Linked DNA regions of Homo sapiens: regions 1 and 3 are each linked to region 2. Evidence: chromatin loops called from intact Hi-C (ENCODE). Cell type or tissue: CD14-positive monocyte. All regions are shown on one strand. Links, peaks and the distances in the headings refer to the core of each region. The heading gives the core; the rest is flanking DNA.

The links. Hi-C counts contacts between places; a loop is a spot of excess contacts. Peaks named below come from ENCODE experiments on the same cell type or tissue, not always from the same donor. Only the 100,000 strongest peaks of a DNase experiment are listed, where the experiment ranks them.
Region 1: it touches region 2 in a loop (4-fold over the local background); 39 of 110 quality-filtered maps call a loop at or near these places.
Region 3: it touches region 2 in a loop (3-fold over the local background); 80 of 110 quality-filtered maps call a loop at or near these places.

Annotation. Positions count from the first base shown.
Region 1 is chr17:21,319,739-21,325,617 of GRCh38, forward strand. No RefSeq gene overlaps it. Among named protein-coding and RNA genes, the nearest start is that of MAP2K3, 38 kb to the left of the region's middle. RefSeq lists enhancers at 2,993-3,666, 3,120-3,169, 3,180-3,289, 3,330-3,459. In CD14-positive monocyte, for the core only: no CTCF peak of the experiment used is centred there; a DNase peak (open chromatin) is centred at 3,393; H3K4me3 peaks cover 1,087 bases.
Region 2 is chr17:21,276,414-21,282,228 of GRCh38, forward strand. No RefSeq gene overlaps it. Among named protein-coding and RNA genes, the nearest start is that of MAP2K3, 5.4 kb to the right of the region's middle. RefSeq lists an enhancer at 3,594-3,673. In CD14-positive monocyte, for the core only: CTCF peaks have their summits at 2,434, 3,767 (motif pointing right) and 3,969; DNase peaks (open chromatin) are centred at 2,288, 3,788 and 5,608; H3K27ac peaks cover 2,427 bases.
Region 3 is chr17:21,117,172-21,123,050 of GRCh38, forward strand. No RefSeq gene overlaps it. Among named protein-coding and RNA genes, the nearest start is that of DHRS7B, 6.9 kb to the right of the region's middle. In CD14-positive monocyte, for the core only: CTCF peaks have their summits at 2,604 and 2,854; a DNase peak (open chromatin) is centred at 2,660; H3K4me3 peaks cover 745 bases.

The DNA.
Region 1 (5,879 bases), core at 339-5,338, 43 kb after region 2:
CCGGCTTCTCCTGGAGGTTACAGAGGCTCAGCGAGGCTCTGACCCCTCCTGAGGCCACCAGAGAGTGAGGCAGAGCCAGGGAAGCCCAGAAACCCAGGCGTCCTGCCCCTAGTCCCTACCCCCAGCTGAGGCTCTGCCCAGCCCCAGTGAGCCACCTGCCAAGCCAGGTTTAGCTGCAGCCACCCCCTCTGTCCTCGCAGAAGCCGTGGGCTGCTCTATTCCTGTTCTGGGCCAGCCTTATTGGGGACTTGAGTTGGGGAGGCCTGGCGAGGCAGCAGCAGCTGCAAGCTCTGGTTGGGGATGGGGGAGTTGCTCTGTGAACTAGCCTAGGAAATTCTTTCCTTGTCTGCCTCCCAAACCCTCCATGGCTCCCTATTCCCACAACATCCAAGGAAAAGGAGGCACAGCATGAACTTGACAGCAGGGCCTTATCTGGGTTGTTCTCCACAGGGTTTGGCCCATGGCACGTGTTATCTGAGCACCTTCTATGTGCCACGTTGTGTTCTAGAACCAGAGCTGTACCAGGGCTCAGACAGACCTGGACCTGCTCAGCCAGGGTGTCAGGCAGGGAGGAGGCACCCACCTTCGCGGAAAGCTGTGCTCCCCCCATTCTTCCAGCATCACCCCATGATCACTCCCTAAGGAGAAGCAGTGAACTCTAAGTTAATTAGCAAAGTCATTTAAACTAGTTAAGCTTAATTACCATTAAATGATTACATTTAATTAATTAATTTTTTTACATTTGAATTTAAAAGCCCCTGGGGCAGGCAGGGATTTTCTGCCACCCAAGAGACCAAGGGGTTGAAGGACAGATGGCACGGGCCCTGCAGGCCATGGCAGAGAGGCTGAACTTCATATTCAGGGCAAAAGTCACTGGAGGGCTGTGAGCCGGGGAGAGATGTCATCTGATTGCATTAAGAACAACAGCAGCGCAAGATCACACCTGTTTGCCCTCAGAGCCCTACTCCGTGCCTCTTCAGCCCCCACTGTCCCCAGCCCTTGGGTCAGACAACCTTGAATTTGACACTTTCACCCCAGGTTGTATGACCTTGAAGATGTCACTGCACCTCTCAGAGACTCAGTTTCCTCATCTGCAAATTGGGGCAGGATCTGGCAGGATTGCAGGTGGTTTCAACAGAACCCTGCAGCATGGAACAGGCTGGCACACAGTAGGTACTCCATGAATAATGCTGTCCCCCTGGTCCCTGCCTCCACTGCCTCCTCTTGGGCCAAACCCAAGTTTATTCTGCTTCCTATAGTTGCCTTCAACTACAATCTGTCCCCGTGGGGTCCCTCAGGATGCACATCCATGGCAGAGCTGGGCTTGCCCTTAAACCTTGGGCTAGGAGGCTGGAGGCATCTGTCCTGGGACTCTGAGATTTCACAGGCTGTGCTTGTAAGTGGGCACAGACCTGCCGTCTTGGAGTCCTGGAGCCCTGATTGGAGCTAGGGCAGAGCCTGGCCAGGTACCCAGACCCCCTCCTGGGGCCCACTTGGTCCCTTCTGTCTGTGGATGACTTTCAGCGAGTCACCACGTCCCTCACGGTTTGGTTGCTGTGAAGTGGAGCGGAGGGGTCAAGGTTGCTTGCGTGAGTGCAAAGCCAGCCAGCTGAGGCTGGTGTTCCTCAGGAGCATCCATCCAGCCGAGAGAGGAGACTTGGAAGTGTATATCCTGCGCCATCTCCAAGGGATGGAGCTCCAGTTGCACCCAGCGGTAGCTCTGTTGATGACATGGCCTTGGTTGGCTCTTCCCTGTCTCACTTCTCCACTTCCCTATGGGTATTTCCTAGGATTTACTTGAGTCCAAAGCTTCTCAGTGTCTGAGAGTGTACTGGGAGAACCCAAGGAGACAGCGCCTCTGAGAATCATGGTGGGGAGAACAGGACCTGATGACGAAGTGCTCGGCAAATGACGCCTGATGTTACAGGGATCCTTGCTGACCCACTGGACCACGCCCTCCACACCAGCGCTGGTGGTTCCCCACAGTCTGAGGTCTACTTCCCCCAGCTTCTCTCGCACCTTTAGACTTCTCTGTGGCACTGCTTTCTCCTCTCCTCACCATCTCAGCTCCTCCCTCCTGTTAGCTGTGTGGCCCTGGGCAAGTCACTGCCCCTCTCTGATTCTCCACGTTCTCAGTCCCGTGGCGGGGACCTGACACCCTCTCTGGGCAAATGCCAGCATGCTTTGCTAAGCAGTCCTATCCCAGGTCTTGTGGTGTCTGCCAGAAATCTCCGGGAGGCAGAGGATGAAGGCCTGGGCGTTAGTGTGCCTGGTTGGAGGTCCTGGGGACGAAGGCTGCTGGGGTGGGGGTATTGCACTCCTGGTTGAAGGTCCTGGGGAAGTGTTTGTGGGGCTGTCACTCATTCATCTTGTTAGGCCAAGGTGTGAGGAGGTGGGCCGAGGTGGGTGGGGGAGGTTGACGTTGTGGAAATCACTGAGGGCCTGGAAAGCTGCTGCGAAGAGTCCGGGACTCCTGGGCATAGAGTAATGTTGGTGCCTTGACCAGAGCCTACAGACCTCCTTACTGGGACAAGCCAGCTCCCCGCCTGCTCTGTGCTGTGCTGCTAACCCTTGCATCTCAAACCTGCTTCAGGGAAGTATGCAGCAGAAAAGCCTAGCCCCTTGCCTTAAGGCAGGACAAACTCAGAGGCATAATTTGTGCTGCAGAGCTCCCTTGGGCTCAGGCCACGGCAGGGATGGAAATTGAAGAAACCCTTGCTTGTCTTCTCCTTCTTTTTCCCTGGCTCCCTCGCTGGTTTCAGCTGGAAGAAACTCCCTAGGGAAACATTTGCACCTGAATCCTGCTCTCAGGCTCGGCTTCTGGGAGAACCTGACATGAGACAACCTGCTGGCCCTGGGCACCACAGGCGTGTTTTAATAGAATGAGTTTATTGGTTAGAATGCAGGCTCGGTTACTTATTAAAAAACAAAACCGGCCGGGCGCAGTGTTTCATGCCTGTAATCCCAGCACTTTGGGAGGCTGAGGTGAGCGGATCACTTGAGGTCAGGAGTTCGAGACCAGCCTGGCCAACATGACGAAACCCCGTCTCTACTAAAAAATGCAAAAATTAGCCAAGCGTGGTGGCCGGCGCCTGTAATCCCAGCTACTCGGGAGGCTGAGGCAGGGAGAACTGCTTGAACCCGGAGGCGGAGGTTGCAGTGAGCCCAGATCGCGCCACTGCACTCCAGCCTGGGCGACCCAGCAAGACTCCGTCTCGAAAAACACACAAACAAACAAACAAACACCAAAACCCAAGTTAATGATGGTTTAAACAAGGTAGACGATTATTCGCTCCTGTAGCAGTCAGTGGTTCACGGTGGCGACGGCGGACTGAGTTCTATCCCTTTTCTGCCCTGCCGGGTGTGGGTTCATCCACTTCCTCGCGCCGCTCGCACCCCATTGGCAGTATTGGGTCACATGGCCAGCCGTGGCCGCAAAGGACGTTGGGAAATGTAGTCTTCATAAGGGAGCCAGTCGCTCCCGGGACAGTGGGGTCCACGGCTGCGGGAGGGGAATAGAGGTGGGGACTGTCATTCCCTCTGCAGGGAGGGAGCACAAACTTTAAAGCGGGGACAAGATTCTTTTAGAAAGAATGGTCTTCGTGTAAGAAAATATGCAGAGGATTCTGTGTCTGTGGAAAGGGAGCTCTTGCCGGGGATGCGGGAAGATGTTTCTGGAGGTGCCCGGCCCAGGGCGTCCTGGGGCAAGGAGTGGCCAGGCAGGTCCTATGAGGACCCTCCTAGGGAAATCCGACCTTCTTCCATCTTCAGGGAAAGTGGACACAGGCAGCAGCCTGGGAGGGGCGTCGGAGGTGGGGAAAAGGAGCGGGTGTAAACGGAGCCCTCCAGGCGGGCAGGGACAAGTAGAAAACGACAAAGCTAGGTCGCGAGTGTAACGACACGGAACATGGCAGCAGTGGGGTGAGGGACCCTAGGCCTCCTGGGAACTTCCAGGGCAGTTTGAGAAAGCCAGGTTCCCCCAGGAGGGGTTGGGGCGTTTCCATTTTAAATATTAGCGGGGTGTCCCGGGAGGCTGATAACTGGCTTCCGTCCATTTCCCACACGTGTTTGCAAAACGAATGTGTCAGATGTGCAGATGCGCATCCCTGGCGCCCCAGCATAGTCTGCGGCCTTCTGCCCCGTGGTTACCGTTTTCCGTGGCTTCCCCGAGACACTCCTTGCCCTGGACGCAGCCTCTGACTCCAGCTTCCACTCCAGTAAATAGCCCCGACGTGGACACCTTGCGCAGGCAGCTTTGCTGGCATTTCAGATTTGAGATGATTTCCTCGGGCATGATTCCCAGAAGAGAAGTCGGGTAGGGGAAGTGCATTTGCCTGTAAGGGCCGTGGTTGATACAGCCAAATGTCTGCCTGGTCCAGTGGTGCCAATGTACCCGACCACCTGCAGAGCACAGGCAAAACCTTCCTCGGGGAAGGGTGGGATAGTTTGGTTTCATCTCTTTCCCAGATTTTTAAAGTACTATTGAAGATACTAAGCAATTTAAAAAGTAATTTTACCTATAATCCCGTCTGCTAGCATGTTGATTTATTCCTTCTAGCCTTTTTTCTAAATATAAATTTTTTATTGTGTGAAAATTTACATACACGAGCCTTTTATTATGAAAAGTTAAGACATACACAGAAACAGAGAGTCACATAAGGAACCTTCAGGAAGCCAGCACCAGCTGCAGCAGTGATGCCCACACACAGTCCTGTCTCATCTCTACCCTCAGCTACTTCCCCTCCCAAATTATCTAAACATTCATTCCATTCATCCCAGACACAGTATAATTTAATTCACAAATATTTCAGAGCATAGCTCTGGATGATTAGGATCTTAAAAAATGACAATAACAGTCTTTAGTATTTGCACAAGTAACAACCATCCCTTAATATCAGCAACCATTCAGTCTCTGTTCAGATTTCCAAATGTCTCATGAATAATAGAATTAACAAAAGAATGGTTTGATTTGGTATCTGAATAAGACCCCGCGTCTCCACTGGCTGATGGATTGCCTTGGTGTCTTTCATTTAGTGGTTGCCCCTCCCTGTTTTCTTCCTCATAATTTATTTGTTGAAGAAACTGGGTTGTTAGATTGTAGAGTTTCCCGTAGTCTGTATTTCCGGTAAATCGGTAGCTGGTCTAGTGACTTGACCAGATCAGGTTGGACTTTTTTTTTTTTTTTTTTGGCAAGAACACTTGGTGCAGAGTTCTCTGCTCTTCTGTTGGGAGGCAGTGTTCTGTCTTCTCTTTGTGGTATTAGCAGCTGCTGATGCTCAGTGCCTGGACTCATTAATTTATTAGTGGTTGCAAATAAATTTAAAACAAATTAGTGGTTGCATAACGGTGATATTCTGTCATTCCTTCATGTATTCGCTGAAATGTTTCTATAGAGAGAAACTGACCCTCAACAAAACTTCTGCTATTTGGCTACCTGGTGGTACAGTTTATAAAGTGATATATGCTTGATCTGGTTCCTCTAACAGTTTTCTAAATTAAATTGTTCTTCCAACGATGATCAAGTAGGGATAAAAAAATAAGTACAAACTTGTGAATTCAAAGACATTTTCTGTGTTTTAATTGACTGCATTAATTGCCCTTATTGAAGTTCAAATTGTCCCATCTTTCAAGCTGGCTCTTGAGTACTTTGGACATGACCCCATTGGTCTTTGAGAATGTACTTGCTCTCTGGTTTGGCAAGATGCTGCAGGTTTATTGTGTGCATTTACTGCTCTAGACCTGGAGTCAGCCATTTCTCCCAGGAGCCCTAGTTCCTTTTAGTGAGAAGTGCCTCCACAACCTTTGTCAAAATAGCATGTAAAACAAAATATAAAAAAAGGAAAATAGAATTAAAAAAAAAACACAACTTGGGTACCAGG
Region 2 (5,815 bases), core at 816-5,815:
CATGCTACACTGCGATTCTTTTATTTATTTGCTATTTTAGGCAGTATCCGCCGGCTCTCTACCATGGACACTCAGTGAGGATTTGGTTCTCTTAGGTATGAACCCTGTGCTTCACCTCCTGTGAGCTCCAAGACTCATTTCATCAGTTTTGGGATGCATCAGTATTTGGTGTTTACAGTATTATGGTTATGTAAATATTGTTCCCAGCTGAGCTGTGCAGTACATTGTGACAACATTTTCCATTTTGTGTTGTTTGTTTTCCTGGGAATTCATAATAGCCTGTTTTCTTCTTGCATCAAGCTGGACACTCAGTGGATCCTTTCAAATCTGGAGACATGACCTTCGGTTCTGGGAAGCTGGAAGGCACAAGTGCTGTTTTTACAAGCTCTGAACTCATCTTGTTTCTGTCCCCACCTGCCCCCCCACTTCCAGAGGGACCTTGTGACTCCCAGGCTATGTATCTGGGGGGCCTCTGGCCTTGAATGGTTCCCTCGACATGCAGAATTTGGTTGCAGCTTCCTCCACTCTGCCTAGGTGATTACTATTAATTTTCCAGCTTCGAAAATTCTGTAGGCTGGATGCGGTGGCTCGCTTCTGTAATCCCAGCACTTTGGGAGGCTGAATCAGGAAGATCGCTTGAGTCCAGGAATTCAAGACCAGCCTGGGCAACGTGGCAAGACCCTGTCTCTACAGAAGAATTTAAAATTAGTGGGGTGTGGTGGCGCACGCCTGTGGGCCCAGCTACTCTGGAGCTTGAAGCGGGAGGATCACTTGAGTCCAGGAGGTTGAGGCTGCAGTGAGCAAAGATTACGCCACTGCAATCCAGCCTGGGTGCCAGAGAGAGACCCTGTCTCCAAAGGAAAAGTTCTGTAGACTTTTTGTCCTTGCCATTGACTTTCTTTGTCATTGACTTTCTTTATAAGTTTGCGACTTAAACATTTTTCCTTATATTGTCATCTTAGTGGGGTTTGGAGAGGGAAAAGAGAAAAATATCCCTGTTAGTTCCATGTTAGCTAGAAGTCCCTCTCACTCTGAGCATCTACTATGTGCCACAGCCTATTTTAAGCCAGCCCTTATCCCCAGTTTCACATGGCTCTTTCTTGTCACCCAGGCCTGAGCAGAGAAGACACCTCCTCCAGGAAGGTCTCCCTGACTACCCAGTGCTTCTCTGCTACATCACTCAGCTCTACTTTGGTTCATAGCCCTTACGGCTTTTCGAAATTATTTTATAGATTTATGTTCATCCATGCTGAATTTGCCTTATTTCTCAAGCTCCTCTAGAAGGCTTGCCCCATAAAGGCAGGAGGTCTTCACTGCCCCATGAAGGCAGGGACCTTTCTGTCTTGGTTTTCACTGTATCCTCAGTGCCTCCCATAATGTCAGGCAAAACCAGATGCTCAGGAAGCATATGGAACGAATGGATGGGTTTGAGCGTGACACAACTTCAGGATTGCTTAAGAAAATGCTGATAGTGGTAGCCAGGCGCGGTGGCTCACGCCTATAATCCCAGCACTTTGGGAGGCCAAGGTGGGCAGCTCACGAGGTCAGGAGTTCGAGACCAGCCTGACCAACATGGTGAAACCGTGTCTCTACTAAAAACACAAAAATTAGCCGGGTGTGGTGGTGTGCGCCTGTAATCCCAGCTACTCAGGAGGCTGAGGCAGGAGGATCGCTTAAACCCAGGAGGCGGAGGTTGCAGTGAGCTGAGATTGCGCCACTGCACTCCAGCCTAGGTGACAGAGTGAGACTCCGTCTCAAAAAAAAAAAAAAAAAAAAAAAAAAAGCTGATAATGGTCCAAGCTTACTGGGAACGAAAGACCCTGCCATGAAAGGGTGAGACACTCATCGTGGGAGGGACATAAGCCCAGGCTTGGATGGCCGAAAAGGGACAGAAGCATTGATGGGAACGGACAGGGTGACCTCCAAGGCCTGGCTGAGACAACTCATTGGTTCACGGTTACTTGGCTACTTCCTGGCCTAGATTAGAAAACAGCACTTTGAAGGCAGATATGCTGGATGCACCCGTGTTGTGGAGTCAGCCCCATTGGGACGCTTTTGCCTCTCTTCTCCCTGGTTGTGTGATCTCACGGGCAAGTTGCTTCATCTCTGTGTCTGCAGTACTTCTCACCCATCATGGGGCAATAAGAACAGCCCTGTGGTCTTGGCATCTAGATAATGAAGCACAGGATTGAACTAAAAAGGCTGACACACAGTAGGCTGTTACAGTGATGGTCTGGGTTAAAAATCTGGTGTCATCCTTCCTGGTGGTGGAACCTGGGCAAGCGCTTGAAGCCTTGGGCTTCTGTTTCTTCATCTGTAAGATGAAAGTCTAACCACACCCACTTCCCTGGGATGTGTGTCAAGTCACGAGGCCTGGCATGCAACAGGTGCCAGTAAGTGTTGTCCCCTTGACTGCCTCCTGCCTGCTGGGCAGGAAGTGCTAAGTTTGAGAACCCTGGGCAGGGAGACACCATGCTGAGGCTCCTTGGACCCCTGGACTGGTGTTGGGGACAGCCACAGGGTTGTTCGTGCAACCCTGCAGGGAACCGGGCAGGCCAGACTCAACTGCTCTGTTAGAAGCAGAGCTGGTGGCTTTCCAGAAAGCAGTGAAGGGAGCTCAAGGGGAGTTTGTTTTGCTCGGAAGCAGGGTGTTGCAAAACACTTTAGTGGAAGTGTGGGCAGGAAAAGGCAGGGAAAACTATCTCCATCTGACAGAACAGATTTCAAACAATAGCTCTGCCATTACCAGCGGTATTGGATGCTTCTGGGCACCTCTCTGAGCCTCGATTTTCTCATCTCTTTAGTGGAGATGATGATAATACTAGACACCTCGTTGGGACATTGAAAACTTTCCTCCACTCCGCAAGTATTCACTGAGCACCTACTGTGTGCCGGAGACACTGCAGTGACCAAAGCAAAGGCATTGCCCCCGTGCAGCTTGCATCACAGTGAGTCCATAAGATGCTGTGCTTGGAGGGACTAGCACATAGTAGGAGCTGTAAAAATAGGACTTGCTGTTTTGCTAGTGGAGCCAGTCACTTGTGTGAATTCATCTTTTGATATTTGAGAGTGATGATGATTTAAAGAAAGCAGGTGAGCCTCCGTTGAGGTTTCCTTCTCTATATTTCGACTTCAGAACCGGCCCCTGAGTAAAAGATGCTCAGGAACCACATATTGCTGCCTCCAAGCTTCTCAAGTTTTCACTTTTCCACCATCACCAGCATGGCCTGATGCTGTTCTGGGGAGAACCAGTCACAGGCCCTGCTTTCAAGCAGCAGGAGTCGTATGGGAGAGGCAGACAGGGGCGCAGCCACTGACAGGGCGGGTGAGCCATGGTGAGAGGGGCTGGGGCAGGGGCACTGGGCAGAGCAGTGTCAGGCAGGGCCTCCTGTCCCACCTTCAGAATTGGGCCTCGAAGGAGCGGAGGGAATGTGTCAGGTCGGAAGGTAGGGAAGGGCATTCCTGGCTAAGGGAACAGCCTTTGCAAAGAAAGGTTCAAAGAGGAAAGCTTGAATTCAGAGTGGCTGGACTGGGGGATGTCTGGAGAAGTCACCAGGGGTTGGAGTGTTGGAAGTTGCCCGCCTAGGGAGCCAGGGCAGGACTTAGAACTTGGCCAGCCGTGTTTGGGAAGGCTCTGGCTGCAGTGTGGAAGGCCTGGGGGCAGGCAGCACAGAGAAGAGGAGGCTGGATGGCCGTCAAAGCAGTGAGGGCAGTGGATCCTGTGCTCCTGGGCACTCTAGAGCACTGCCGGGCCCTGGTCACCAGAGGGCGCTGTGGGGCAGCAAGCAGTGGAGGCCCCAGCTGGTGGCAAGGCTATGCATAGACCATGTGCACCGCTGTGCCTGTGGGTTGTGTCTGTGGACGTGACCATGTGGTCCCTCCACATGAACGTACACACTTGTGCACCCCCTTGTGTCATGTGTGTGTGCATGTGTATTTGGGGTGTGTGGACTTGCACAGGTGTGAAGGGGCACGTGGGAGTGAGTACGTCCAAGGGGGTGTATATAGGTGAGAACAGGGACTCCTCAGCTCCCACCACCCAGCCACATCGGTCTCCTTGTTACTCGCCTACAAGCCATCCACCTCAGGGCCCTTGCACAACTGTTCCCTCTGCCTGGAATGCTTTTCCCCCGGATCTCTTTGTGGGTCCTTCCGTTAAGTCCTTTGGTCTCTGTTTATGTGGCACCTTCCAGGGAGGCTTTTCCTGACCTCCCTCCTTAAAATTATAGCCCCCATGTCCAGACACACACCCTGTCCCCTCCCCTACTTTCCCCCATAGCATTTGTAATAATTTTTTGTTTTTTGAGACAGGGTCTTGTTGCCCGCCAGGCTGGAGTGCAGTGGTATAACCTTGGCTCACTGCAGCCTTGACCTCCTGGGTTCAAGTGATCCTCCCACCTCAGCCTCCTGAGCAGCATGCCACCATACCCAGCCAACTTTTTTTTTTTTTTTTTTTTGTAGAGACGAGGTTTTGCCATGTTGCCCAGGCTGGTCTCAAACTGCTGGGCTCAAACGATCCACCTGCCTCGGCCTCCCAAACTGCTGGGACTATAAGTGTGAGCCACCATGCCTGGCCTGACATAATTTGACTTAGGCATTTTGCTTGTCTGGCTCACACACCAGGTCATACCTCCCCAGGGAGTTGTGTCCATCTTGTTCAATGTTGTGTTCTCAGTGCCAGTCACACAGTAAGTGCTCAATGAATATCTGTTGAATGAATGAAGGAGCTGCCCACATCCTGGGTTTGGGTCAGCCTCTCTCTTTTTTTTCCCCCATCATCAGTATTTATTGAGCATTTACAGTGTACTAGGCACAATAGAACATACAGAAAACATTTCCCTGCCCTTGAGGAGCTTACATTTTAAAAGAAAAAATACACCTCTTTTAAAATGGCATTTTTGTTTGGTGTTTTCTGCAAAGTACCGAGGAAATATTTTGTAAAGTGATGCTTTGGGTATAACTTAGCCCCATCATTATTTAAAGAATAGAGGAAGAAGAAAGAGGAAGGATTTTAAAGGCAGACAATGACAGACCATTCAGGATAGGTAGGGTTTTAAAGGGAGATAAACACAATCTCATCGACTAAGGAGAGATTTGCTGTAGTAAATAGGATGAGGGAAATAGTCTGTGGGATGCAAGCAAAGGAAGCAGGGTGCCTTAGACATTGATTGGAGCCAGAAAGATCATGCGGCCTTTTTCCAAGTACATGGCCACCAAGTAGGAATGGTTGGTGACAAGACAGAAGGCTAAAAAAGGAAGGTAATCTTGTGCACCTGACAAATAGAAAGAATAAAGGATCAAAATCGAAGGCAGGCTACAATAGTATCAAGAAATTCTTAAAAACCAAAAAGTGATTTGGAAGCACAAAACTTATAGTTAATGCTATTGAGTCAGCCTCTCTTTACAGCCTTCTGTCACCCCAGGTCCTGCCCACCTCAGATCATGCTTGCATCCTGACTTTGGCCACAATCCTTCCCATCCAGAGACTCAGTTTCCTGCATCCACAGAGAGCAGGTTTGGGACTTTTCTCCTAGGAATCAAGGTAAGAGGCAGCCTCTTGTGACCCATGTCAAACATTTATTCTGCTTTCTGCATGGTCATGGAGTTCCCCAATCTGACTGTGCCACTTACAGACAGAAAGAAATCAAGAGATGTCACTATAGCAAGCCAGCAAGAGACCTTTGTCTCTGATGGTTCTTGATGGTACTTCTTGAGCTCCAGTGGTGCAGCTGTGCATCCCAGTCTGGCCCTCACCTGGTCCTCATGTGTGGCCCTTTTTACATCTCCAACCCATTGCCTCTGCTGTTCCTTTCCA
Region 3 (5,879 bases), core at 412-5,411, 160 kb before region 2:
TGGGAGACACGTCCAGGCCCCACCGCCTGCTGGAGGAGGGACGCTGGTAGGAGTGGGCCAGGCAGTGGTCCCCACTTCGTATTCAAAAAGGCCCTAGAGTTTAGGCTTTGGACCTTACTGCTGTATGAGGCCGCAGCGTCAGAGAAGACAGTGATGAGAAAAACGTCACTTGCACTCCCTCCAGCATCACTGCACAGCTTCTGAGGCACTACCAATTAGTAGATTTTTCCATGAATTGTGAAACTGTCTTATAAAAATCACAAATGCATGACATCTTATATTTGCATGTTAAAATCGTTTTATTAAATTGACTGCTTTAAAAATATTTCATAATTATCATAATCTCATTTTGGCTCTTTCTTCCCCCCTTTCATTTATTAAATGTGTTCACCAAAAAGTGGAAGCTCTGAAGTTGAATATACATGAGAAAAGCAAATAAAACTGTCTCTCATCAAGCCAGGATGAAGATGTGGTAACCTGTTAAACTGACAGGCTGATTCGAACAAAACCCAGACAGCTCCTGGTGAGCATGAAATAGAATTGGTTTCTTATTTGGGATGCCAAGGTGGGTGGATTACCTGAGGTAAGGAGTTCGAGACCAGCCCAGCCAACATGGTGAAACCCCATCTCTAGTAAACATAGAAAAATTAGCAGAGCATGGTGGCATATGCCTGTAATCCCAGCTACTCAGGAGGCTGAGGCAGGAGAATCACTTGAATCTTGAACTCAGGAGGCAGAAGTTGCAGTGAGCTGAGATCATGCCACTGCACCCCAGCCTGGGCAACAGAGGAAGACCTGGTTCCTTAGGAGGGAGGTCTCCTACACATTCTGCACAATCTCTGAGGGAAGATGTGTGTGTGTGTGTGTGTGTGTGTGTGTGTGTGTGTGTGTGTGTGTATGTGTGTGTGTCAGTGGGGAGGCGGGTTCATGGGACTCCACTGTCAGAGAATTTCCTCCCTGGACTAGAACCGAGCCAGCCATGTCATTGTACTGCAGAGCTGCACCCACTAACCCCACTCCTGTCTGGGAAATCCAGACAGTGTAACTGTTTGCAAGGGTGCTCTGGAGCCAGACTCTCCAGGTTCAATGCCAGTGTCTGAGGTTTTTTCCCATTTGACATCAGCTCATAGTCTGACACAGAGATGTCTTCAACAGGAGTAGAACTATTTAGTAGAAATAATTGAGTGCAGAAGGGCTGTTTTTTTAAGGTAAATGTGGCTTCTCTGCGACCCATATGCATGGTGGAAATGCTCTACATCTGTAACGAACATTGGACATTTGCTGTATTGGTCACTGTGTTGAACACCTGAAATGTGGCTAGTGGGACTGAAGAACTGAATTTTAAACTTTACTGAATTTAAACATAAACAGCCACATGTACCTAGTAGCCACCACATGGGACAGCAATGGTCTAGCTCCCAAGTGCCAACAGCTTCCTGTGGAAAAATCAATTTTATTAAAATATGTGTCCTACCCTGCACTCAGCCTTTCTGGATGTCCCTCTTCAATATAATATCTGATTAAGGATTTGAAGAAAATACAGTATAGATATTGTTTGTAGAATAGACGTAAGACCCTAAAATACAGTTTTATACAAAATTTGATAAATCCTGGCCGGGCGCAATGGCTCCTGCTTGTAATCCTAGCTCTTTGGGAGGCCAAGGCAGGCGGATCGCTTGAGGTCAGGAGTTGGAAACCAGCCTTGCCAACATGGTGAAACCCCGTCTCTACTAAAAATACAAAACAATTAGACAGGCCTGTTGGTGGGCCCCTGTAATCCCAGCTACTCGGGAGGCTGAGTTAGAAAAACCACTTGAACCCGGGAGGCGGAGCTTGCCGTGAGCCGAGATTGCGCCACTGCACTCCAGCCTGGGTGACAGAGCATGATGATTCCGTCTCAAAAAATAAATAAATAAAAATTATAAATCCTTTCTCTAAGAGAAGAAATATGGCTTTCTTATTTCTTTTTCTTTTCTTTCCTTTTTTTTTTCTTTCTCTTCTTTTTCTGAGACAGGGCCTTGCCCTGTCACCCAGGCTGGAGTGCAGTGGCGTGATCTCGACTCACTGCAACCTCTGCCTCCCTGCTTGGAACGATTCTCCTACCTTAGTTTCCCGAGTTGCTGGGACCACAGGCACGTGCCACCACGCCTGGCTAATTTTCGTAGTTTTAGTAGAGACGGGGTTTCACCATGTTGCTCAGGCTGGTCTTGAACTCCTGGGCTCAAGCGATCCGCCTGTCGCCTGCCTCGGCTTCCCAAAGTGTTGGGATTACAGGCTGAGCCACCACGCCCGGTCTGGGCTTTCTTATCTCTGAGAGTCACAATTTCTGTGAGGCAGCCACCAACACTAGCTTTTAAGTTTCAGGGAGTTGCAGTGAAACTTTCTTTCCTGCCAGGAAGCTGACATTTTCCAGAAACCGCAAATAACAGAACATTTTGTCTCTGTGTCAGCTTCATGCACCCTAGTCTTAAACCAACAATGTTCTTAAAAATGCATTGTTTTTCTTCTCTTATCGCTTCTCGGTTGTTCTAATAATTTGATAGCTTCAGTACACCATTAATGTTCACCTTACACCTCCCGGAGGAGGAGATGGCGTGATACTCGCAAACACGGGACTACAAACTATTGATTCCATTCCGCGTGCTTCAGGAAGGTGGCGCTGTTTCCGTGCAGCTCATCAGGTACCTCAGAAAAAGAAATTTGGTGGAGACGTTTCCGCAGCCTCCAAGCAGCATCATTCAAAGGACAGGTCAGCAGGAAACAGATTTTATTTTAAAATTCCCAGCAGCGGGAGGGACGGGGGGGGGGCGGGGGAGGGACTTGTTAGAGTTCCTGTCGCTAAAGGAAATTCTTCCTAGAGCTATACTAAACTTAGTTATTACTGAGACAGTTTTTTCTGGCTTCATCAGAGGAAAAATATAGTTATGCATCCCAGTATTTTTGCAACAATTCCACCACCAACAGCAATAAAAACGGCTGCAATTTATTGAGTACTATCTTCTGTGGCACTTTACAAGTGTTATCATCTTTGGCTTCACAATTTCTTTACTATCTTAAGGATGAGAGGCTAAGGTTTTGGGGTGTTAAGAAATTCAACATCTGTCTAGCTGTTCTATTAGGTGTGTAGTGATACCTCCCCATGGTCTTGATTTGTATTTCCCTAATGGCTAGTAATGTTGATCATCTTTCTATGTGCTTATTTGCCGGTTGTATATTCTCTTCAATGAAGTGTTTCTTCATGTTCATGTCTTTGTCCATTTTTTAAATTGAATTGCTCAATTTTTTCACGTTGAGTTTTGAGAGGTTTTTTTTAATTTAAAAAAATAGAAACAGGATCTCACTATGTTGCCCAGGCTGGTCTCAAACTCCTGGGCTCAAGCAATTCTCCCACCTTGGCCTCCCAAAGTGTTAGCATTACAAGTGTGAGCCACTCAGTGCCTGGCTGAGAATTCTTTGTATATTCTAGATATGAGTCCTTTTTCAGATATATAGTTTGCATATATATTCTTCCAGTGTGTAGTTTGCCTTTTGATTCCATTAACAGTCTTTTGCAGAGCAAAACATTTTTAATTTTGATCAAGTCCACTTTATGAATTTTTTTCTTTTATGAATCATACTTTCAGTGTCATTTTGAAGAAATCTCTACCAACTAGGTGGAGAACTAGGGTTCCCCCACATTTTCTCCTGTACTATCTTCTAAAATTTTTATGCTTTATGTTTAAATCTATTATTCATTTTGAGTTAATTTTCATAAATGGTGTGAGGTTTAGGTCAAGTTTCTTTATTTTTATTTTTAAATTTTTGCCTATTAACATTCAATTGCTCCAGCACCATTTATTGAAAAAGCCTATCATCTCATTGAATTGTTTTGAATCTTTCTTAAAAAATCAGATGGACATACTTGTGTGGGGCTATTTCTGGGTCCTCTATTTTTTCCCATTGACCTATGTATTCATCCTTCGATAATACCAAACAATCTTGAGCTATGTAATTAGATTTGAAGCTGGGTGCGGTTGCTCTCGTCTGTAATCCCAGAACTTTGGGAGCCCACAGTGGGAGGATTGCTTGAGCCCAGGAGTTCGAGACCAGCCTGGTCAACATAGCAAGACCCTGTCTCTACAAAACATACAGAAAAAGTTAGCCATGCGGGGTGACATGCACCTGTAGTCCCAGCTACCTGGGAGGCTGAAGTGGGAGGGTCACCTGAGCCTGGGAGGTTGATGCTGCAATGAGCTGTGTTTGCACCACTGCACTCCAGCCTGGACAGCAAAGTAAGACCCTGTCTCAAAAAAATAATAATAAAAATTGAAATCAGGTAGTTCCATTTTATTATTGTTTTCCAAAATTGTTTTAGCTATTTATTCTATTTATTCTAGTTCCTTTGCCTTTCCACATACATTAAAAAAAAAAATCTTTTCTACATCTTCAAAAAATTTTGCTGGCATTTTGATAGGAATTTTGTTAAACCTGTATATCAATTAAAGGAGTATTGACATCATTACTACGTTGAGTCTTCAGTCCATGAGCTTGAAATGTCTCTTTCTTTAGATCTTTAATTTCCTTTCTTTTTTGAGACAGGGTCTCACTCTGTCGCCCAGGCTAGAGTGCAGTGGTGTGATTTTGGCTCACTACAACCTTTGCCTCCCAGACTCAAGTGATCCTCCCACGTCAGCCTCCCAAGTAGCTGGGACTACAGGCTACCATGCCCAGTTAATTTTTTGTATTTTTTTTTTTGTAGAGATGGGGTCTTGCCCAGGCTGTGTTGAACTCCTGGACTCAAGCCATCTGTCTGCCTCGGCCTCCCAAAGTACTAGGATTGTAGGCATGAGCCACTGTGCCCAGCTGATCTTTGATTTCTTACAACAATCTTTTGTAGCTTTTAGCTTATAACTCCTGTACATGTTTTGTTAAACTTACACCTAAGTATTTTGATTTTTTGAGTGATTATAAATTGTACTGCATTTAAATTTTTGGTTTTCATGTTTGTTGCTAGTATATGGAAATACAATTGATTTTTCTTTTTTTAAAAAAAAATTTTTTTGAGACAGGGTCTCACTTTGTCACCCAGGCTGGAGTGCAGTGGTGCAATCATAGCTCACTGCAGCCTCAAACTCCTGTGCTCAAGTGATCCTCCCACCTCAGCCTCCCAGGTAGCTGGGACTACAGGCACATGTCACCAAGCCCCACTAATTTTTTTAAAAAATTTATTCGTAGAGATGGGGGTCTCACTATGTTGCCGAGGCTGGTTTTGAACTCCTGGGTTTAAGGGATCCTTCCATCTTGGCCTCCCGAAGTGCTGCAGTTACAGGTGTGTGCCCCCTTGTTCGGCTGTGTTGGCATCTGTTCATTGTGTTTTCTTTTCTTTTCTTTCTTTTTTTTTTTTTGAGATGAAGTTTTGCTCTTGTTGCCCCAGCTGGAGTGCAATGGCGTGATCTCGGCTCACCACAACCTCTGCCTCCCGGTTTCAAGTGATTCTCCTGCCTTAGCCTCCGAGTAGCTGGGATTATAGGCATGTGCCACCATGCCCGGCTAATTTTTGTATTTTTAACAGAGACGGGGTTTCACCATGTTGGTCAGGCTGGTCTTGAACTCCTGACCTCAGGTGATCCACCCACCTTGGCCTCCCAAAGTGCTGGGATTACAGGCGCGAGCCACCACGCCCAGCTGTTGATTGTGTTTTCTCATTGAAGTTTAGATTTTCCCATTTCTTGGTATAATGAGTGCTTTTTGGTGGAAACCTGGACTTTGGGGTGTCATAAGACTCTGGATCTCATTTAAATCTTGTGTTTTAGCAGGCTTCCTGACCCACTTTGGCAGGGGAAGGGGATGCCTCTTCATTATTGCCAAGTAGGGGTGGAAGTCCAGGTTTTCCACTTGGC